2 separate regions of the Homo sapiens genome follow, and region 1 is linked to region 2. A link is a loop called in an ENCODE intact Hi-C map of the cell type or tissue named here. Cell type or tissue: heart right ventricle. All regions are shown on one strand. Links, peaks and the distances in the headings refer to the core of each region. The heading gives the core; the rest is flanking DNA.

What was found. A loop is a pair of places that touch in the nucleus more often than their neighbours do. Peaks named below come from ENCODE experiments on the same cell type or tissue, not always from the same donor. Only the 100,000 strongest peaks of a DNase experiment are listed, where the experiment ranks them.
Region 1: it touches region 2 in a loop (4-fold over the local background); 7 of 110 quality-filtered maps call a loop at or near these places.

Annotation. Positions count from the first base shown.
Region 1 is chr15:68,519,944-68,531,601 of GRCh38, forward strand. It overlaps a transcript of CORO2B not described here. Among named protein-coding and RNA genes, the nearest start is that of CORO2B, 53 kb to the right of the region's middle. In heart right ventricle, for the core only: no CTCF peak of the experiment used is centred there; no DNase peak of the experiment used is centred there; H3K4me3 peaks cover 530 bases; H3K27ac peaks cover 1,553 bases.
Region 2 is chr15:68,239,932-68,251,589 of GRCh38, forward strand. It overlaps a transcript of CLN6 not described here. Among named protein-coding and RNA genes, the nearest start is that of CLN6, 16 kb to the left of the region's middle. In heart right ventricle, for the core only: no CTCF peak of the experiment used is centred there; no DNase peak of the experiment used is centred there.

The DNA.
Region 1 (11,658 bases), core at 1,495-9,494, 280 kb after region 2:
TTAGTTCCATAAGTTTTGATATATAATATTTATCATAGCATTCAATCCAAACTATTTTCTCATTTCTGTTGTGATTTTTTAAATCTATGTATTATATGAAGCATGATGCTTTATTTTCAATCATCTAGTAATTTTCTTGTTATTCTTTCATTATCGATTCCTAGATTTAGTCCACTGTGGTCAAAAAACAAACTTTGAATCATTTCTGCCATTTGAAATGTGTTGAAATCTGCTTTATGGGCTAGCATGTGATCAATGTTGATAAATGTTCCATGTACACTTGAATGCGTTTTCTATGGATGTTAGGGACAGCATAGCTTCTGTGTATGCAATTAGGTGAATTTTCCTAGTTACATTGTTCAGATCTATATCCTTACAGATTTTTTTGTTGTTGCTTGTTCCATCAGTTACTGAAAGAGGTATATTATAGTCTCCCCTTAAAATAGTGATTTTTGTTTATTTCTCCTGTTAATTTTTGCTCCGTGTAATTTGAAGCTATGGCGTTAAATACATAAAAATTTGGAAAAGTTGTATCTTCCTGATGGACTAGCACTTTTATCATTATGAAATGTCTCTCTTAAATGCTTAGAAATGCTTCTTGCCTTAAACTCTACTTTCTCTTGGTTACAGTTCACAGGGTATATTTTTCTATCCGTTTACTTTCAGCTTCACTATGCCCTCATCTTAGGTTGAACTATAAGAAACTGCTATTTTTATAAGTCAAATATGGTTGACTATCGGCACATTAATGTGGTTCAGCTTAATATTTAAGGACCCTTGTAAACAGCATAGCATTTAAAAATCCAGTCTTAAAAGCTTTGGCCGGGTGCAGTAGCTCATGCTTGTAATCCCAGCACTTTGGGAGGCCGAGGCGGGTGGATCACCTGAGGTCAGGAGTTTGAGACTAGCCTGGCCAACATGGCAAAACCCCATCTCCACTGAAAAAAATACAAAAATTAGCCAGCCATGATGGCGTGCACCTGTAATCCCAGCTACTTGGGAGGCTGAAGCAGGAGAATCACTTGAACCTGGGAGGTGGAGGTTGAAGTGAGCCAAGATCATGCCACTGCACTCTAGCCTGGGTGACAGAGCAAGGCTCCATCTCAAAAAAAAAAAAGTTTTGTCTTTTAAATGAAGTATTTAATTCATTTACATTTAATTGGAGTATTTAGTTCTTTGGTTGATAAGTTTGGTTTTACATCTACCATCTTTACTATTTGTTTTCTATTTTTCCTAGACCTGTTTTATGTTCCCTTTTCTTGCATTCTTTTGAATTAATAAGCTATTTTTCATTATTCCATCTCCCCCATTAGCTTGTCAGTTTTACATTCTGTTACTATTATTTTAGAGATTGCCATAGATTACTTAACTTTTTAGAATCTAATATAAAGTAGTACTTTTGTAAATTCTGGACAGTGCCACAAGCTTGGTACATTTTAACTCATTCCCCTACTTTTTGTGTTATTATTGTCTACATTTTAGTTCTATATATATTTTGAATGTCACATTACATTATTTTCTTGTAAAGTCAATGTTTATTTAGATGTACCCACATATTCACCCTTTCCGTTGTTCTTCATTCCTTCTTACATTTCCTTTTTTGCCATCTGGGGTCATTTTACTCTTGCCTGTCTAGAAATAACTTTATTTCGCATACACTTTGAAAGTTTTTACACTGGCTATAGAATCCTAGATTGTCAATTATTTTTATTTTATAAATTTGAAGATATCATTCCATTGTCTTCTGGCTTTCATCTTTTTATTGTGCTTTTGAAGGTATGTGTCTTTTCACTATATACTTCTTTTCTTTTCTTTTTTGTTTTTTTTTTTCTTTCTCACTTTATCACCCAGGCTGGAGTGCAGCAGTGGCTCACTGCAGCCTCGACCTCCCAGGCTCAAGCAAGTAGATGGGTTAGGAATTTGAGACTAGCCTGGCCAACATGGCAAAACCCCGTCTCCAATGAAAAAAATACGAAAGCCTCTCAAGTAGATGAGACTACAGACCAGGCATGTGCCACCACACCCGGCTAATTTGTAAAATTTTTTGTAGAGACAAGGTCTCCCTATGTTGCCCAGGCTGGTCTTTAACTCCTGAACTCAAGCAATCCTCCCACCTCAGTCTCCCAAAGTGCTGGGATTGCAGGCGTGACCCACCATGCCTGGCCCCATGGACTCCTTTAAAGAATATTCTCTTTACCTGTAATTTTCAAAGATTCACAATGATGTTTCTAGATGTCATTTTCTTTCTTGCTTGGACTTTGTAGTACTCTTGAATCTCTAGCTTGATGTCTTGGCATTGTTGGAAAATTCTTAGTCATTATTTCCATATCTCTTTAAATACCACTTCTTCTCCATTCTTCTCTCTTTCTCGTCTGAGACTCCAATTGTGTTAATATTCAAACTCTCCACCATGTCTCATATATCTCTTATATGCTCTTTAAGCACAACTTAACTAATCCTCTTCAGCTGTGCCAATCTATTGTTGAGCCATCTATTGAATTCTTTTTCTTTCTTTCTTTTTTTTGAGATGGAGTCTCGCTCTGTCATCCAGGCTGGAGTGCAGTGGCACAGTCTCAGCTCACTGCAACCTCTGCCTCCTGGGTTCAAGCGATTCTCCTGCCTCAGCCTCCTGAGTAGCTGGGATTACAGGTGCGTGCCACCATGCCTGGCTAATTTTTGTATTTTTAGTAGAGACGGGGTTTCACCATGATGGTCAGACTGGTTTCATCAATTATATTCCTTTTCAGTTTTGGAATTTGCTTGATTTTTAAAAATAGATTGTTGTTCTCAAGCAAAATTCTTCATCTTGTTATATCTTTTTATGAGCATATTAATCACAGTTGTTTTAGTGTCCAATAACCCTAATATGTAAGTCACATATGGGTTTATTTTTCCTGCGTGTTTTTCTTGCCTGTTTTTTCTCTTGGTCTTGTAACTTGGAATACTTACTATTTTTTATTGAATACTGGAGAGTTTATATTAAAACATGTGGAGACTTTGGATGATAACATCTTCTTCTATAGAGGGTTCATTCTATTCTCTGGCATGCAGTTAGAGTAGGGGCTGTTTGTTTACCTCCATTCAATCAAGGGCTGAACTGACTTGAAGTTGGTTTTAGTCTTTACAAATTTGTTCTTTCTCTTGTCATTTTTCCTCCAAGAGTATAGCCATCCAGGTCCAGGGGTATTTCTTGGGTCGGCCACTCATTCTTAGAAAATCCTAAATTCTTTCTTTTTCTTTTCTTTCTTTTTTCTTTTTTCTTTTTGAGACAGGGTCTCACTCTGTCACTCAGGCTGGATGGAGTGGAATGGCATAATCATGGCTCACTGCAGCCTCAACCTCCCAGGCTCAATGTGATCCTCCCACCTCAGCTTCCTAAGTAGCTAGGACCACAGGCACACGACTCCATGCCTAACTAATTTCTTAATTTTTTGTAGAGATGGGGGTCTCCCTATGTCGCCCAGGCTGGTCTTGAACTCCTGGGCTTAAGCAATCCTCCCTCCTCAGCCTCCCAAAGTGCTGGGACTATAGGCATGAGCCACTGTACCCAGCCCTAAATTCCAATTTTTGTCTCCCAGAGACCATGAAAGGTTTCCCAACTACCTTTTGTTTAGTTTCTTAGCTTCTCACCCTGCACAGCCAAGAATTGACAAATACCTCAAGTGGAAAAATGCTAACTGTCAGGTTTAGTTTTCTGTGCCTCCATTGTCTCTTGGACCTTGGCTCCTCAAGTCAGCTGCCTTGGGAGCCTAGAACTGTCCTTTTTTGTTCCTCTGCTCTATCAGATAGCCTAAAGCTCTGCTGGCTTCTCTGCTTCTTTGTGGGTAAACCCTACCAGGCCCTGCAGCCTCCCATATCCCAAGGGGAAAAGTGATGACCAGATATTGAGATCTTTCAAAGAACTTCCTTTTTTTTCTCCAAAATCTTGGCCCCTTAAATAGTGGTTGCCTTGGGTGTCCTACAATTCTTCAAAGATATTTTTAAAAATATTTTTTTCCAAGGCTGGCCTCAGTGGCTCATGCTTACAATCCAAGCACTTTGGGAGGCAAAGGTGGGAGGATTGCTTGAGCCCAGGAGTTCAAGACCAGGCTGGGCAACATAGTGAGACCTCATTTTTATAAAAAATTAAAAAATTAGCTGAGTGTGGTGGTGCATGCTTGCAGTCCCAACTACTTGGGAGGCTGAGATGAGAGGACCGCTTGAGCCCAGGAGGTGGCAGTGAACCATAATTGCACCACTGCACTCCAGCCTGGGCAACAGAGCAAAACCCTGTCTCAAAAAAAAAGAAAAGAAAAAATTCCAGCTTTTTAAGTTTATTTCACTAGAAACTTTGGTCTGACACAAGTTACTTTATTGTAACCAGAAGTAAAAGTATGACTCTTGTAGCTTTTAAAATCTTGTTTTAATGATATTAATATTAATAAAAATCTATTGTTTTCCCTAATCCCTTTTTGCTGTTCTATGAGGAAATAACTAAATCATAAATTCTTTCATGCACTTTTTGCTGAGATAAGATGGGCTTATCTCCCCAATCATACTCTAATAAATGAACTTCACCATTTTATTGCATGTACCTTTTTAAAAGCGCCATGCTAAGCATTCCCTTCTTTGAACCCTGCCTTGATACTGTGGAGAAAGTAGGGATATTTTTTCCATTTTGCAAATGAAGACATTGAAGCTCATAAAAATTTCTTTAACCAAGAAGTTAAATAAATTCTTCTAAGGCCGGTAATTAGGTAGAGGAGGCCTAACTAAAATTTAGCTCTTCCAGCTCAAAGTCTAGTCACCATTTATGCTTCTTTTCTGTTGGAGGCTCCCTGAAGCCAGAACATTTTCCTGAACACTCCACGGGACTCACTAAAGGTCTAAATACACAGTAGATGCTCTGGTATTACTTGCCGAATTGATTTATATTATGTTGCAGCAGCTGATCAGAGGCAGAGGCTCCCAGCCTGAGCCTAGCCCTTAACTGTTGCATCAGATTTTATTTAAAAAGGAACAGAGAATAATAAATTAAATTCTGGTGCCAAAAGGAACCCACAGGAATTTATGAGAAATACAACATAAATTCACTAAAACTCCTACTCAGTATTTATTCCTCTCTGTCTTATATTTAGGCACATCTGGGTATAACTAAATCAGCCAAATCTGCCACTCTCAGACAGGCAGCTTAACCCTCCTCCCATTCCCCCTAAAAAACCCCAAAAACAAAAATAAAGCAAACTGACATCATATAACAGTTAATGGGGCTTATTATGGTCTAAAATGACAGGCATGTAAATTGAAGCCAGTTCTGAAATAAGTCACTCAAAATTCAGGGGGGACGGGGGACAGATACAAACTTCATTTTCAAAGTAAATTCTGAAGCATTTTGAAAAGAAAAGAAGAGCTTTCTGTGAAACATTGCTGGAAAAGTCAGGAAGGACTACAGATGTTTTGAAGCAAATTACTAGTGAGTCTGTCAGAATTTGGAAAAGGACAGTTTCCCCTTATTCTGGGTCATGGGAGGACTCAAGAAGGCTTTGTAAGTTACCCAGCTGAAGCTAACTCGATTCTTGACAGAGCCTTTTGCAGGGTTTAGTGAAAATATTTTTCATTTGTTAAAAAGTAGAAATGTAATTTCTGTTACTTGCTCACTCAATCAAAATCTCCAGACTCTTGTCTCAAATTCAGCCTAATTCATATCTATCCCCAGAACAGAAACCAAAACCCCCAAAATGGGTCAAAATTATCAACTTTGTTTACAAAATAAGCTGCTGGGCAGAGAGTCAAACTGGGCTTGCTGGATTTTTTTAAAATAATTTTAATCAACTTTATTTACTTTATTAAATTATAACGTGTTAAAATGCACCAACTTAAAGCTGACAGTGCGATGAGTTTTTACAAATGTATACATTCATGTACAACATCAAAATCAAGATATAAAACACTTCTTCTGCCCAAAAAGTTTGCATATGTTGTGTCCCAATCAATCACTCTTACAACCAGCTTAAGGCAACCACTGATCAGCTTTTTGTCACTGGAACACAGATTTGTTATTTCTGGAGTTTCTAGAGTTTCAAATGAATGAAGTCATAAGTATGTACTCTTTCACACCCGGCTTCTCTCATTCAGCGTAATTATTCTGAGACTTATCCATGTGGTTTCATGTATCAATAGTCATTTTTTATGGTTGAGCATGATTCCATTATATGCATGTACCACAATTTATTTATCCACTCACCAGTTTATGCATGTACATTTTGGTTGGTTTTCGTTTTTGGTTTTTATTAAGATGTTATGAACACTTACAGATGGGTCTTCATATAGACACGTTTTCATTTCTCTTGAGTAAATGCCTAGGGGTACAATTGCTGGGTCATATAATAAATGTATATTTAAGTTTATAAGAAATTTCTAAAATTTTCTGAAGGGGCTATACCATTTTAGACTGTCACCAGCAATGCTCCACATCCTTCCAATTCTTGGATTGTCAGCTTTTAAATACTAACTATTCTAATGGGTGTGTAGTCATACCTCATTGTGGTTTAGGCTTTCATTTCCAGGATGACTAATGATGCTGAGCATCTTTTCACATGCTTATTGGCCATTGGTGCATCTTCTTTTGGGAACCATCTTTTTTAATCTATTGAGCATTTTTCAAATTTTTTGTTATTATTGAGTTCTAAGTGTTCTTTATAAATTCAGGATATAATGTTCACTTTACATATAGCTTTTGTCAGCTATATGAATATTTCCTCCCAGCCTGTGGCTTGTCTTTTCCTTTACTGAAGATGTTTTTCAAAGAGCAGAAGTTTTAAATGTTGAAAAAGATTTCTTTATTTACTTTATTAAAATATAGTGTCTTTGTGTATGTGTACCTAGTAAAAGGCACCAACTTAAAGTTCTGTTTTCGACAGAATCATGGTCCCCCAAAATTCCTATGTTGAAGCTCTAACCTCCAGTGTGACTGTGTTTGAAGACAGGGTCTTGAAGGTGATGATCAAGATTAAATGAGGTCATAGGGTAGGGCCCTCATACAATAGGATTGATTTCCTTACAAAAAGAGGAAGAGACACCAGAGAGGTGTGTGCAGAGAGAAAAGGCCGTGGGAGGACACAGTGAGAAGGCATCTGTTTGAAAACCAAAGACAGAGGCCTCAGTAGAAACCAAACCTGCCAGCCCCTTGATCTTGGACTTAACAGCCCCCAACAGGTACTTGTTATGTAAGTTACCCAGTCTGTGGTATTCTATTATGGCAGCCCTAACAAATTAATAGAAAAACCAAGTTATGAATTTTTTCTTTTGTGGTTTTTTAATTTTTCTTTCCCAGCTAGGCAATCCTTGCTTACCCCAAAGTTGAAAAGATTTTCTTCTATTTTTTTTTCCTATCAGTTTAACAGTTTTATCTTCCACCTTTAGATCTTTTTCCTGTTTTGGGTTCATTTTTATGTGAGGTTTATTTTTTCCTCATATGAATATCTAATTATTCCAGTGCAATTTGTTGGAAGACTCTCTTTTCCTTTATTGAAATATGTTAACAATCAATTGACCATGTATCTGTGAGTCTATTTTTGATTCTTTATTCTATTCCATTGATCTATGTGACTAATTTGATGCCAGTGCCACACTCTCTTCATTACTGTAGCTTTGTAATAAGTTCGAAAATCAGGTAATATAAGTCCTCCAACTTTGTTTTTCTTTTTCAAAATTGTTGCAGATTTTCTAAATCTTTTGCATATAAATTTTACACTAAGCTTGACAATTACTTTTAAAAGCCTCGGAAATTTTATCAGTCAATATGAAGTGGATTAACATTTTAGCAATACTCCAATCCATGAACATATTATAGCTCTCCCTTTATTTAGTTCTTTTAAAATTTCTCTCAGCAGTATTTTGTAGTTTTCAAAGTATAAATCTTACACATATTTTGTCAAATTTATCCCAAAGTGTTTCCTATTAATTGATGCTACTGTAAATGGTATTTTGTAAATTTTTATTTCTAGCTATTGTTGTTGGTAGAGAAAAACAGCTGATCTTTACTTATTAGCCTTGCATCCTGTGATCTTACTAAAGTCACCAAGTCACTTAGGAGTTCTCAAACCTTTAAAAATGTATGTTCTTTAGAACTTTCTATGTACACAATTATGTTGTCTGCTAATGAAGACAGTTTATTTCTTCCTTTCCATTCAGATGTCTTTTATTTCTTTTTCTTGCCTATTTCACTGGATAGGATCTTTAGGACAATGTTGAATAGAAGTAATAAAAGCAGATATTTTGTCTTGTTTCTGATGTTGGAAGGAAACCATATAGTCTTTAACCTTAAACTGATTCTCCTTATCAGGTCATACGTTTTTTATATATTCTCTTTATCAAGTTGAGGAAGTTTTCTTCTATTCCTAGTTTATTAGTAATTTTAATGATAAATTACCACTGAGTTTTTTCAAGTACTTTCTCTGCATCTATTGAGATGGATATATGGTTTTTATCCTTCATTCTATTAATGTGGTGAATTACAATGATTAACTTTTGGATATCAAATCAATCTTGTTTTCCTGGGATAAGTCCTGCTTTTGCATGATATATTATCCCTTAAAATATTGTTAATTCTATTTGCTTATGTTTTGTAAGGATTTATCACCATGAGTGATATTGATCTATAGTTTTCTTCCCTTTTTTGGTAATATCTGTATGTAGTTTTATTTGTATTGGGACATGATGGTCTCATAATGAGTTGGAATATGTTCCCTCCTCTTTTTTCTGAGTGTTTTTTTTTTTTTTTTGAATTGGTATTTCTTTCTTAAGTGTTTGTTGGAATTCACTAGTGAGTTCATCTGGGTCTGGACTATTTTGTGTTTTGGGGATAGGAAAGGGGCTTTTAAATTACGAATTCAATTTCTTCAAGGAATATGTGGTGCATTTAAGTTTCCAGTTTCAGTTTCAATTCCAATTTTGCTTAAATTTTAGCAGAAACAAAACTGAAAAAGCAGACAAAATGGCTTAATTAAACGTTTATAAATTCATGCATTTATTTCTTTTAAAAGCTAAATGGCTAAAGCAAACCTAAAAGGTGGAAACGGTGCAGACTAATCCTAAATTAGTCTTTCTCTTTGCCTCAACAACTACTAGATATCTTCTGATCTCTGACACTCCAATGTTTCCTGGACAAACAAAGGGAGCGAAGTACGTGGGTTGTTCAATAGGAAGTGGCTTGAAGGTGGTTTGGCAGGCTGGGGTTTTATTCCCTGACTCTCTGTGGGTACATTCTTACTGTGGCTCGTCAGGAGATAGTATTTTTTATCATATTTAATATGTTGGGAAGCATAAATCTATTTACTGCTTTTTGCTCTCTATATCCTTATCAATTTAGGAGTAAGTAGTCAGAGCATTTTATTTGCTTATGTTCTTTTCAAGTCATATCAGTCAACACAGGTCACAATAGGTAACACAAACAACTCTAAAGATGAGATATCACAACGTTCAAGAAATGTATTCATAACATGTATATGGCTATTTAGGTTTTCTATCTTTTTTAAGTTGTACCCTTTATCAATTGGCCATTTCATCTAAGTTGTTGATTTTTTTGACATAAAGTCATTCATTATATTCCCTTACTGTGTTGTTATTATCTCTAGCATCTCTAGTTATGCCTCCTCTTTCATTCATTATGTTAGCACTCATGCTCACTCTCTCTTTTTCTCAGATAAATCTTGTCGCAAATTTTTCAATTTATTGATCTTTTTAAAAGTCAGCTTTTGGTTTTGTTGAGTTTCTCAATTGTATGTAATTTGCTCTTCTGTTTCTAAAGATGAAAGCTTAGAATATTGATAAAAACCTTTTTCCATTCTAATATGAGCATTTAAAGACATATATTTCTCATTAATCACCACCATATCTATATGTCACAAATTTTGTTATGTAGAATTTTCATTTTCATTTAGTTGAAATATCTTTAAATCTCCCTGTGATTTACTCTTTGAACTAAAGGTTACTTAGAAGTGAAGTGTTTAATTTCCATACATTCTAGGATTTTTGATATTTTTCTGTTGTTGATTTGTGTTTTAATTCCATTTTGGTCAGAAAATATGCTTTGTTTCAATCCTTAAAAATATGCTGAGACGGCCGGGCACAGTGGCTCATGCCTGTAATCCCCGCACTTTGGGAGGCCGAGGCGGGTGGATCACGAGGTCAGGAGTTTGAGACCATCCTGGCTAAAACGGTGAAACCCCGTCTCTACTGAAAAATACAAAAAATTAGTTGGGCATGGTGGCAGGCGCCTGTAGTCCCAGCTACGCGGGAGGCTGAGGCAGGAGAATGGTGTGAAACCGGGAGGCGGAGCTTGCAGTGAGCCAAGATGGCGCCACCGCACTCCAACCTGGGTGACAGAGTGAGACTCTGTCTCAAAAATAATAATAATAATAATATGTATATATATGTATGCTGAAACTTTTTTATGGCACAGAAAATGACCTTTCTTAATACATGCTCCATGTATACTTGAAAATAATATGTATTCTTTTGGTGGAGGTGAGTAGATAATCAAGAAATGGCAATTAGATCAAATTGGTGATATTGCTCAAGTCTTCTTCATCTTTGTTGATTTACCTACTACTTGTACTATCAGTAATTGAGAGGGGTATGGAAATCTCCAACAATAATTATGAATGTCTGTCCTTGCAGTTATGTTAGTTTTTCTTCATCTCTCTTGAAGTTATATTAGTATGAGTTTACATATTGAGGATTTTTGTGTCTTCTTGATAAATTGTGTGCTTTATTATAATTAAATATTTCTCTTATGTCTAGTGATATTCTTTTTTCTAAACACTACTTCTTCTGATACTAATGTAGTCAAACCAGTTTTCTTATGATTATTATTTTCATGGTGTATCTGAGTTCCTCCTTTTACTTAGAAAATATGTATGCCTTTACATTTGAGGTGGATTTCTTATAGATAGCATATAGTTGAATCTGCCTCTTTATTGTTTAGACCATTTACAGTTAATGTAATTTTTGGTATAAATCTGCCATTCTATTGTTTGTTTCTTGTTTGTCTCATCTACTTTTTGCTCATTCTTTTTTGTTTTATTTTCAGGGGTTGCTCTGTGGCTTACAATATATATCTTTAGCTCATCATAGTCCAACTTTAAATAAAATTACATACTTTTACATACAATCCATGACCCTTACAACACTATACTCTCATTTCCCCCACCCATCCTTTATGCTATTATTGTCATACACTTATTCAATTGTCTTCTAAAGAACTTTCAAAATAAGGCCTGGTGTGCTGGCTCACGCCTATAATCCCAGCACTTTGGGAGGCCGAGGTGGGTGGATCACCTGAGGTCAGGAGTCTGAGACCAGCCTGGCCAACCTGGTGAAACCTCATCTCAACTAAAAATACAAAAATACAAAAAACAAAAAACAAGCCGAGTGCGGTGATGTGTGCCTGTAATCCCAGCTACTCAGGAGGCTGAGGCAGGAGAATCACTTGAACCCAGGAGATGGAAGTTGCAGTGAGCCGAGATCATGCCGCTGCACTCCAGCCTGGGCACAAGAGGGAAACTGTATCTCAAAAAAGGAAGGAAGGAAGGAAGGAAGGAAGGAAGGAAGGAAGGAAGGAAGGAAGGAAGGAAAGAAAGAGAAAGAAAGAGAAAGAAAGAGAAAGAAAGAAGGAAG
Region 2 (11,658 bases), core at 1,540-9,539:
AAATTAGAAGTGCATAAAAGAAAAAGAAGTGACACATCCACTAGGTTTTGGAAATTAGGAAGTATACTTCTAAATAACTTGTAAGTCAAGTAAGGAATCATAAAAGAAATAAAAAGTTGAACAGAATCAATGATAAAAATTACACTTATCAGGACTTATGGATGCAGGAAAAATAGTAATTCAGGGAAATTTATAGCTTTAGCTGCTTTCATTAGAAAAGAAAAAAGACTGAAAATTAATAAGCTAGGCTTCACTGTAAGAAGAAAAAAACTCCCAATAGAATAAACCCAAAGAAAGCATAAGGAAAGAGATAATAAATATAAAGGAAAAATTAATGAAGCAGAAAACAAACATGCAATAGAGATGATCAACAAGCCAAGGCCAGGCCAGGCGCAGTGGCTCACGCCTGTAATCTCAGCACTTTGGGAGGCTAAGGCAGGTGGATCACTTGAGGTCAGGAGTTTGAGACCAGCCTGGCCAACATGGTGAAACTCTGTCTCTACTAAAAATACAAAAAAAATTATCTGGGCATGGTGGCACATGCTTGTAATCCCAGCTATTTGGGAAGCTGAGGCAGAAGGATTGCTTGAACCCAGGAAGCAGAGGTTGCCCTGAGCTGAGATCGTGCCACTGCACTGCAGCGTGGGCAACAGAGCGAGACTCTGTCTAAATAAATAAATATATACATAAAATAAAATAACAAGCCAGGGGAGGGCCAGATAAAATAGATAAATGTTGGGCAAGATTCCTTTAAAAAAAAAAGGGGACAGGGCCGGGTGCGGTGGCTCACGGCTGTAATCCCAGCACTTTGGGAGGCCGAGAGAGGCGGATCACTTGAGGTTGGGAGTTCGAGACCACCCTGGCCAACGTGGTGAAACCCTGTCTCTACTAAAAATACAAAAATTAGCTGGGCGTGGCGGTGGGTGCCTGTAATCCCAGCTACTCAGGAGGCTGAGACAGGAGAATCGCTTGAACCCTGGAGGTGGAGGTTGCAGTGAGCCGAGATCGCACCACTGCACTCCAGCCTGGGCGACAGAAGGAGCCTCCATCTCCCAAAAAAAAAAAACAAAAAAAAAAACACAGTAGCATTCACAAATAAGCAAGAATATGAATGAAGAACAGAAGAAAGCTGCAAATATGGAAGAGATGAAAAAGATAAACATGCCATAAATAACATTATGCTAGTAAATTTCAAAATTTATTAGAAAGGGAAACATTTCTAAAAACATATAACTTATCAAAGCTGCATCAAGAAAGCCTGGAGACTTCCAGTCCAAAACTGGTGGTGTAGAAGCAAGCTGGCTACATTCCTTCCCACAGAAAACCAAAAACAAATACACAGTGCTGAGATGATCAGCACTATGCCAGCAATATTCCAGAACCCAAATATGAGGATGAGGCAGTTCCTGGAGTCATAGAGAAGTGAAAAAGCTCTGAGCAGTCAGTAAGATAAATGGATTTCTACATCCATGACTCCCCTCCCTATAATCTGCCCAGCACCAAGTGTGTGGGAAATTTCCCGACTCAACGATTTCTGCACTGGAAAAAGTGAGATTGAGGTGGACGACTAGCTTTTCCACCATTGTGGGTTTCCTGGCAGGAGACCTTGCCTCTGCCTCAACCCATGGGAAGCATCATGATTGCCTGAAGGAAGAAATATCTCTGAGGACACTGAGAGACCAAGGAGGGAGGTGGGGATACTATCCCTAGCCCTAGAAACATGGTTCTGTAACTCGGCCAAAGAAGACACCAAATCAGAGTGGCTGTTAGCAGCACCACACTGTAGCAGCTGCATTCCACAGGTCTCCTGGGCACTAATCCCCAGCCAGCCTATCCATACTGCCAGGATATCTGCTCTGGGACCTCCCCCATTTGGAACTTCAGTGTTCCAATTGTTTATTAGAGCCGAGGCAAACCTGGGCTTAAGAAATCATCTAGTGCCAAAAAGGAGGTAGTGACCTAGTGGAAAATAAACAAACAAATAAGAAATTCAGCAGTATATTACAAAGACTCTATAAGCAAACATACCCAATAAAAAGCAAAACAGGCCACACAGAGAAGACTAGAATAAATAAATAATCCTTCAATGCAAAGATGTAGATGTATATCCACAAGAAATAACAGGAAACAGGAAACCATGGGCACCCCAAACAGACAAAGCATGGAACCAGTGATGGCCCTAAGAAGATGGCAATATGTGAGCTCTCTGACCAAGAATTCAAAATAGCAGTTTTAAGGAAACTCAGTGATCTACAAGATAATACAGAAAATCAATTCGGAATTTATTAAATTTAACAAAGATTGAAATTTTTAAAAATCAAATCTTGGAACTGAGAAATACATTTGCTAAATCAAAAAATTCATTAGAGACTCTCAACAGCAGAATGGATCAAGCAGAGGAAAGAATCCATAATCTCAAAGATAGGCTATTTGAAATTACATAGAGGAGAAAAAAGAAAAAAAGAATACAAAGGAATGAAGATTGCCGACAAGATATGGGAAATTGCCTCAAAAGATCAAATCTAATAATTATTGGTGTTCAAGAGGGAGTTGAGCAAGAACAAGGGGTACAGAACTTACTTAAATAAATAATAAGGAGACTCCATCTCAAAATAAATAAATAAATAAATAAGGAAAAGAAAAATAAGTGCTTAAATAAAATATTTTGTCAGAAAAATAGAAACTAATGCCTTTTTGTTCACGTGACTTTAGTAACCTTTTGGAAATAAAGACAGTTTTAAAGATTATTGGTAAAATAAAATGTCTTGAAAGTGTAGACATTTGGTTTAAATTAAGGTCAGATATCAGACTTGCTAAATGCTTTAAGGTCAAACTGTTTCTTTGACTTTTGAAAATGGTTTGATTTACCTACTTTGGAGCATTAGATGATAGGTAAGGCCTGGGGACATGTGGAGAGCCATGCCCACCAGCTATGCTAAGAGTCAGACCTTATCTTCATTTCTGTCTAATGTCCTAAGCTCCACCCCAGTACATAATTGAAATTGCTTACTTACCAGGTTTTTCACTAAAAATAAAAGTTGCTAAGCGTTAACATTGTAATATGTAGTTGAGACGACTGCAGAAACAGTTTTATATACAAGGTGTATGGGGAATGTGCTTTTCGTAAAAGACTGTAAGAAGTCACAGAAATACGGCTTTTGTTAAAGGGAATGTAATTTTGTCTAGTTCAGAGGGTTTTAAACATTGTCCTAACCTAAAAGAGTAATGGAACAAAACTGAAGGTTTAAGCAAAGTGAAAAGGGTTTGTAAAACCCTTTTAAAATTCTGTGAGTATAAACAAGTTGGCTAAGATTTAAAAGGAATTATTTAGCTTTTTTCCTTAGGTTAAAACACTGAAATCATACTGATATGGGGCCAGAATCTCGGCCTACTTTTCCGAATAACAGAGTTTTCTTAGAAAATTAATCTGCTGTTTGATGGAAAATTGTAAAGGGTTCTAAAAAGTTCATGAAAATCTTACCTTATGGTCAAACTAATTAAGACTGGATAGATATAAAATTTTATTTAAAAAACTAGCTTTGGCTGGGTGCGGTGGCTCATGCCTGTAATTCTAGTGCTTTGGGAGGCCAAGGTGGGTGGATCACCTGAGGTCAAGAGTTCGACACCAGCCTGGCCAACATGGTGAAACCGCATCTCTACTAAAAGTACAAAAATTAGCCAGGCATGGTGGCATGCACCTGTAATCCCAGCTACTCAGGAGGCTGAGGCAGGAGTATCGCTTGAACCCAGGAGGCAGAGGTTGCAGTGAGCCGATATTGCGCCACTGCACTCCATCCTGGGTGATAGAGCAAGACTCTATCTCAAAAAAAAAAAAAAAACACAAAAAAAAGGATGGGCATGGTGGCTCACGCCTGTAATCCCAGCACTTTGGGAGGCTGAGGTGGGCGGATCACAAGGTCAGGAGATCGAGACCATCCTAGCTAACACAGTGAAACCCCGTCTCTACTAAAAATACAAAAAAAATTAGCCGGGCCTGGTGGCGGGCGCCTATAGTCCCAGCTACTCGGGAGGCTGAGGCAGGAGAATGGAGTGAACCCGAGAGGCGGACTTTGCAGTGAGTTGAGATAGGGCCACTGTACTCCAGCCTGGGTGACAGAGGGAGACTCCATCTCAAAAAGATCAAAAAAACAAAAAACAAACAAAAAAAAAACTAGCTTTAACATTAAAGATGCACTAATGCAAAATAATAATAATAATAATAACAGAAAACTTTCCAAAGCTCAAGAAAGTTATAAATATCCAAGGACAGAAAGATCAGAGAACACCAAGCAGTTTTCGCCCAGGTAAGACTACCCTAAGGCATATAATAATCAAACTCTCAAAAGTCAAGGACACAGAAAGGATCCTAAAAGCAGCAATATAAAATAAGCAAATAACACATAAGGGGATTCCAGTTCATCTGGCAACAAGACTTCAACAGAAACCATAAAGCCAGGAAGGAATGGGACAGCATTTTCAAAGTGCTGAAAGAAAAAAAAAACTGCCATCCAAGAATACTATATCCAACAAAGCCATCCTTTAAATATGAAGGAAAGATAGTCTTTCTCTGACAAACAAAAGCTAAGAGAATTCACCATCCCCAGACCCGTCTTAAAAGAAATGCTAAATGGAGTTCTTCAATCTGAAAGAAAAAAACACTAATGTGCCAAAAGAAAACATTTGAAAGCATAAAACCTACTGGTAAAATTAAGAACAAAGACAACCCCAGAATACTCCAATACTCTAATTAAGATGTAAAATTCACTCATAACTCTAATATAAAGCCTAGAAGAGAAATCTATCAAAAACAGTAGCAGCTACAGCAACCTGTTAAGAGACAGGCAATAGCGGCCAGGCACAGTGGTTCATGCCAGCACTTTCGGAGGCCAAGGTGGGTGGATCACTTGAGGTCAGGAGTTCGAGTCCAGCCTGACCAACATGGTGAAACGCTGTCTCTACTAAAAATATAAAAATCAGCCAGGTGTGATGGTGCACACCTATAATCCCACCTACTTGGGACGCTGAGGCAGGAGAATCACTGGGTTGCAAGGAGCTATTGTACCATTGCACTCCAGCTTGGATGACAGAGCAAGACTCTGACAAAAAAAAAAAAAAAAAAGAGAGAGAGAGGCAATATAAAAATATGTGAATTGAGACAACAAATAGTCAAAATGTGGGGAGATGGAGTTAAAGTGCAGAGGTTTTTTTTTTTGGTTTTGCTTTATTTCTGCTCTTTTTTGTGATCTAAGGTAAGTTATCATCTCTTTAAAATAAGTTATCGGTTTTTTTGTAAGCACCATGGTAACCATAATGTTAAAACCTATAACAGATACAATAAAAATAAAAGGTGGCCAGGCGTGGTGGCTCATGACTGTCATCCCAGCATTTTGGGAGGCTGAGGCTGGCAGGTTGCTTGAACCCAGGAGCTTGAGATGAGCCTGGGCAACATGTTGAAACCTCATCTCTACAAAAAAAGTATAAAAATTAGTTGGGTGTGGTAGCACATTCCTGTAGTCCCAGCTACTTGGGTGGCTGAGGTGGGAGGATCACCTGAGTCGAGGGAAGTTGAGGTTGCAGTGAGCCATGATTGCACCACTGTACTCCAGCCTGGGTGACACAGTGAAACCCTGTCTCAAACAAAACAAAACAAAACAAAAAACAACAACCAGAAAATAAGCAACAAAATGGCAGTAGTAAGTCCTTACTTATCAATAATACACTGAATGTACATGGGTTATTCAATGTTATTATTAAGTTTAATTGGAGAATTCAGTCAATTCTCTAATTAAGAGACAGACAGTGGCTGAATGGATAAACAAGGCCCAACTATATGCTGGGTGATATTAACTAATATGTTATTATCACATGAACACAATGAAGAATAAGAAACCCAACTTACCAATAGAGACACACATAGACTGAAAGTGAAGAGATGGAAAAAGACATTCCATGCAAGTGGAAACCAAAAAAGAACAAGATTAGCTATACTTATATTACATAAAATAGACTACAAGTCAAAGACTGTAAAAAGTGACAAAGAAGATCAATATATAATGATAAAGGGGTCAGTTTAGCAAGAGGATATAACAATTATAAGTATCTATGCACTCAACACTGGAGCACCCAAGTATATTAAGTAAATATGAATCAACCTAAAGGCAGAGATAGACTGTAATACAATACAGTAGGGGACTTCAACACCCCACTTTTCAGTAATAAACAGATCATCCAGACAGAAAATCAACAAAGAAGCATCAGAATTGAACTACACACTAGACCAAATAGGCCTAACTGACGTTTACAGAACATTTCACCCAACTGCTGCAGAATACACATTGTTTTCATAAACACATGTAACATTCTCCAAAATAGACTATATCTTAGGCTACAAAACAAGTCTGAACAAATTCAATAAAGTAGAAATTATATCAAATATATTTTCTGGCCACAATGGAATAAAACTGGAAATCAATAACAACAGGGATCTCAGAAACTACATAAACACATAGAAATTAAACAACTTACTCCTGAACAACCAATGGGTCAATGAAGAAATTAAAAAGAAAATTTAAAAAATTTTTCAAACGAATCAAAATGGAAATAAACATAACAAAATATATGAGATATGGTAAAAGCAGTACTCAGAGGGAATTTTATAGCAATAAATGCCTACATCAAAAAAGCAGAAAGACTTCAAATAAACAACCTAACAATGCACCTCAAGGAACTAGAAAAACAAGAACAAACCAAACATGTTAGAAGGAAATTATTAGAATGAAAGAAATAATAAATATCAGAGCAGAAATAAATGAAATTAGGCTAAAATATAGAGAAAATCAATGAAATGAAAATTGGTTTTTTGAAAAGATAAACAAAATTAACAGACCATTAACTAGGCTAAGATAAAAGGAGAGAAGTCCCAAATAAATAAAATTAAAAATGGGCTGGGCACGGTGGCTCATGACTGTAATCCTAGCACTTTGGGAGGCCAAGGTGGGCAGATCACTTTAGGTCAGGAGTTCGAGACCAGCCTGGCCAACATATTAAAACCCTGTCTCTATTAAAAATACAAAAATTAGCCTGGCGTGGTGGTGCATGCCTGTAATCCCAGATACTCGGGAGGCTGAGGCAGGAGAATTGCTTGAAACTGGGAGGTGTTCTAAGCTCTGGAACAAAACAAGGATGCCCACCTCCACTTTTATTCAACATAGTATTGGAAGTCCTGTCCATAGCAATTAGGCAAGAGAAAGAAATAAAGAGAATCCAATTTGGAAAGGAAGAATTCAAATTAGACTTGTACACAGAAGACATGATCTTACATTTAGAAAAACCTAAAGACTCCACCAAAAAACTGTTAGAACTGATAAACAAATGCAGTAAAGTCGCTGGATACAAAATCAACAGACAAAAATCTGTAGCATTTCTATCCAATAATGAACTAGCAGAGGAAGAAATCAAGAAGGCAATCCCATTTATAATAGCTGCAAAAACAAACAAACAACAACAACAACAACAAAACCTAGGAATAAATTTAACCGAAGAGGAGAAAGATCTCTTCAAGGAAAACTACAAAGCACTGAAGAAATAAATTGAAGAGGACACAGCAAAATGGAAAGCTATTCCATGTTCATGGACTGGAATAGTTAGTTGTTAAAGTGATAATTCCACCCAAAGCAGATTACAGATTTAATGCAATTGCTATCAAAATACCAATGATGTTCTCAACAGAAATAGAAAAAACAATCCTAAAATTCATATGGAACCACAAAAGACCCAGAATAGTGAAAGCAATCCTAAGCAAAACGAACAAACCTGGGTCAGGCATGGTGGCTCATGCCTGTAATCTGAGCACTTTGGGAGGCTGAGCTGGGTGGGTCACCTGAGGTCAGGAGTTCAAAACCAGCCCAGCCAACATGGCAAAACCCCATCTCTACTAAAAATACAAAATTAGCTGGGTGTGGTGGCACATGCCTGTAATCCTAGCTACTTGGGAGGCTGAGGCAGGAGAATCACTTGAACCTGGGAGGTGGAGGTTGCAGTGAGCTGAGATCGTGCCATTGCACTCCAGCCTGGGCACTAACAGTGAAACTCAGTCTCAAAAAAAAAAAAAAAAGAACAAATCTGGAAGCATCACACTAACTGACTTCAAAATATACTACAAAGCTATAGGAACCAAACTAGCATGTTACTGACATAAAAACAGACACATAGACTAATGGAACAGAACAGAGAATCCAGATATAAATAAATGCATTTGCAGCCAATTCATTTTCAACAAATGTGCCAAGAATATACAATGGGAAAGGATAGTCTTTTCAATAAATAGTGCTGTGAAAATGAAATAACCATATGCAGAAGAATGAACTATACTGCTATCTCTCACCATACACAAAAATCAAATCAAAATAAATCAAAGACTTACATCTAAGACCTAGGCCGGGTGCGGTGGCTCATGCCTGTAATCCCAGCATCTTCGGAGGCCGAGGTGGGCGGATAACGAGGTCAGGAGATTGAGACCATCCTGGCTAACACGGTGAAACCCCGTCTCCACTAAAAAGAAAAATACAAAAAATTAGCCGGGCGTGGTGGCGGGTGCCTGTAGTCCCAGCTACTTGGGAGGCTGAGGCAGGAGAATGGCATTAACCTGGGAGGCGGAGCTTGCAGTGAGCCGAGATTGTGCCACTGCACTCCAGCCTGGGCTACAGAGTGAGACTCCGTCTCAAAAAAAAAAAAAAAAAAATCTAAGACCTAAAACTACGAAACCACTAGAAGAAAACCTTGGGGAAATGCTCCAGGACATTGGTCAGGGCAAAGATTTTTTTGTGTAAGACCTCAAAGGCACAGACAACAAAACCAAAAATAGACAAACGGGATTACATCAAGCTAAAAATCTTCTGCACAGTAAAGGAAACAATCAACTAAGAGGAGATAGCCCAAAGAATAGGAGAGAATATTTGCAAACTATCCATATGACAAGGGGGATTAATAACCAGAATATACAAGGAACTCAAAGAACTCAATAGCAAAACCAACAACAACAAAAAACAACAACAACAAAAAAATTCAATTAAAAAATGGGCAAAAGATCTGAATTGACATTTGTGATAAAAACATACAAATGGCTGACAGGTATTTTTTAAAATGCTCAACATCACTAATCATCAGGAAAATGCAAATCAAAGCTACAATGAAACATTATCTAGCCTAGTTCGAATGACTTTTATCAAAAAGAAGGAATAACAGAGGCTGGTAAGGATGTGGAGAAAGGGGAACTCTCAAACACTGTTGGTGGGAATGTAAATTACCACAGCTGCTATGCAAAGCAATACGGAGGTTCCTCAAAAAGCTAAAAATAGAACTACCATATGATCCAGCAATTCCACCACTGGGTATATATCCAAAAGAGAGGAAATTGATATATTGAAGAGAAATTCGCATTCCCATGTTTGCTGCAGCACTATTCACAATAACCAAAATATGGAATCAACCTAAGTGCCCATCAACTGAATGTATGGATAAAGAAAATGTGGTATAGATATACAATGGAATACTGTTCAGCCATGAAAAAGAATGAAACTCTGTCATTGTAGCAACATAGATAGAACTGGAGATCATTATGTTGAATGAAGCCAAGCACAGAAAGACAAATATATCTCATGTTCTCACTCACATATGGGAGCTAAAAAGTGAATCTCATGAAGATAGAGAGTAGATTGACAGTAAGGGTGGGTGAGGGGATGGAGAGGTTGATTAATGGGTACAAATACACAGTTAGGTAGAAGAAAGAAGACCTGATATTCGATAAGGTGACTGTAGTTAACATTAATCTATTGGACATTTCTTATTATTTTTTTGTGTATGTGACGGAGCCTCACTCTGTTGCCCAGGCTGGAGTGCAATGGCGTGATCTCGGCTCCTGCAACCTCTGCCTCCCGGGTTCAAGCGATTCTCCTGTCTCAGCCTCCCGAGTAGCTGGGATTACAGGTGCGAACCATCAGGCCTGGCTAATTTTTGTATTTTTAGTAGAGACGGGGTTTCACCATGTTGGTCAGGCCGATCTCGAACTCCTGACCTCGTGATCCACCCACCTTGGCCTCCCAAAGTGCTGGGATTAGAGGCGTGAGTCACTGCGCCGGCCACTATTGGACATTTCAAAATAACTAGAAGAGAATAATTCAAACGTTCCTAGCATAAAGAAAAGATAAATATTTAAGGTGACAGCTATCCCAATGGCCCTGATTTGATTATACAAATGTACCAAATTATCACATGTACCCTGAAAATATGTACATCTATTATATATCAATGAAAAATAAAAAAATTAAATTCCTACTGAAGAAAAGAAAGCCCAAGTAGTCCAATAGCTATGGGATAAATTGAATCAGTGGCTTAAAAAAAAAAATCAAGCCAGCTGGTCACGGTGGCTCATGCCTATAATCCCAGCACTTTGGGAGGCTAAGGCAGGCGGATCAAGAGGTCAAGAGATCAAGACCATTCTGGTTAACCAACATGGTGAAACCCCGTCTCTACTAAAAATACAAAAATTAGCTGGGCTTAGTGGCGCATGCCTGTAGTCCCAGCTACTCGGAAGGCTGAGGCAAGAGAATCGCTTGAATCCGGGAGGCGAAGGTTGCAGAGAGCCAAGATCGCACCACTGCACTCCAGCCTGGGCGACAGAGCGAGACTCTGTCTCAAAAAAAAAAAAAAAAAAAAAATCAAGCCTAGATAGTTTTCACGCAATTCGTAGCAGATTTTCATGGAGCAAATGATACCAAACATCATAGCTTATCCTAGCCTAACTTAAACATGCCCAAAACACTCACGTTAGCCTACAGATAGGAAAAGATTAAAATTCAGGCTTTGAAGTACAGTTTCTATTGAATGTGAACTACTTTCAAATCACCATAAAGTAAAAAAATCATAAGTTGGGGACTGTATTTGTATTCTAATTTTATACTAACTCTTACAAAGAATATCAAAAGAAGCATACTTCTTAACTCTGTATGAGGTTAGTATAAACTTAATATAAAACTAATCAAGGACTGTATGAGAAAGGAAATAACAGACCAGAATCTCTGATGAACATGGATGTAAATACTATAAACAAAATATTAAGAAACTGAATCCAACATTATGTAATAAAGACAATTTATGATGGCTAAGCTGGATTTATCCAAAGAGTATAAGAATGTAAATCATTCTTATACTCTAACATCAAATCCATAACTTTAGTCCATCACATTAAATGGATTAAAGGAGAAAAGTTATATAATTATCTCAATAGATATAGTAAAGGCATTCAGTAAAAGTTAACATCCATTTATGACAAAAGCTCTTAGTAAAGCCGAAATAAAATGAAACTTCCTATTGTTAAAGGTTATTTTTAAAAAGCCTATAATCTTCATCATTCTTAATGGTAGATCACTGTAAACATTGTTCCATTAAGAGCAGACTAAGACAAGGTCAGGCGCAGTGGCTCACACCTGTAATCCCAGCACTTTGGGAGGCAGAGGCGGGTGGATGGATTGAGCTCAGGAGGTCGAGACCAGGCTGAGCAACATGGCAAAACCCCTTCTCTACAGAAAATACAAAAATTAGCTGGATATGGTGGTGCACACCTGTAATCCCAGCTACTTGGGAGGCTGAGGCAGAAGAATC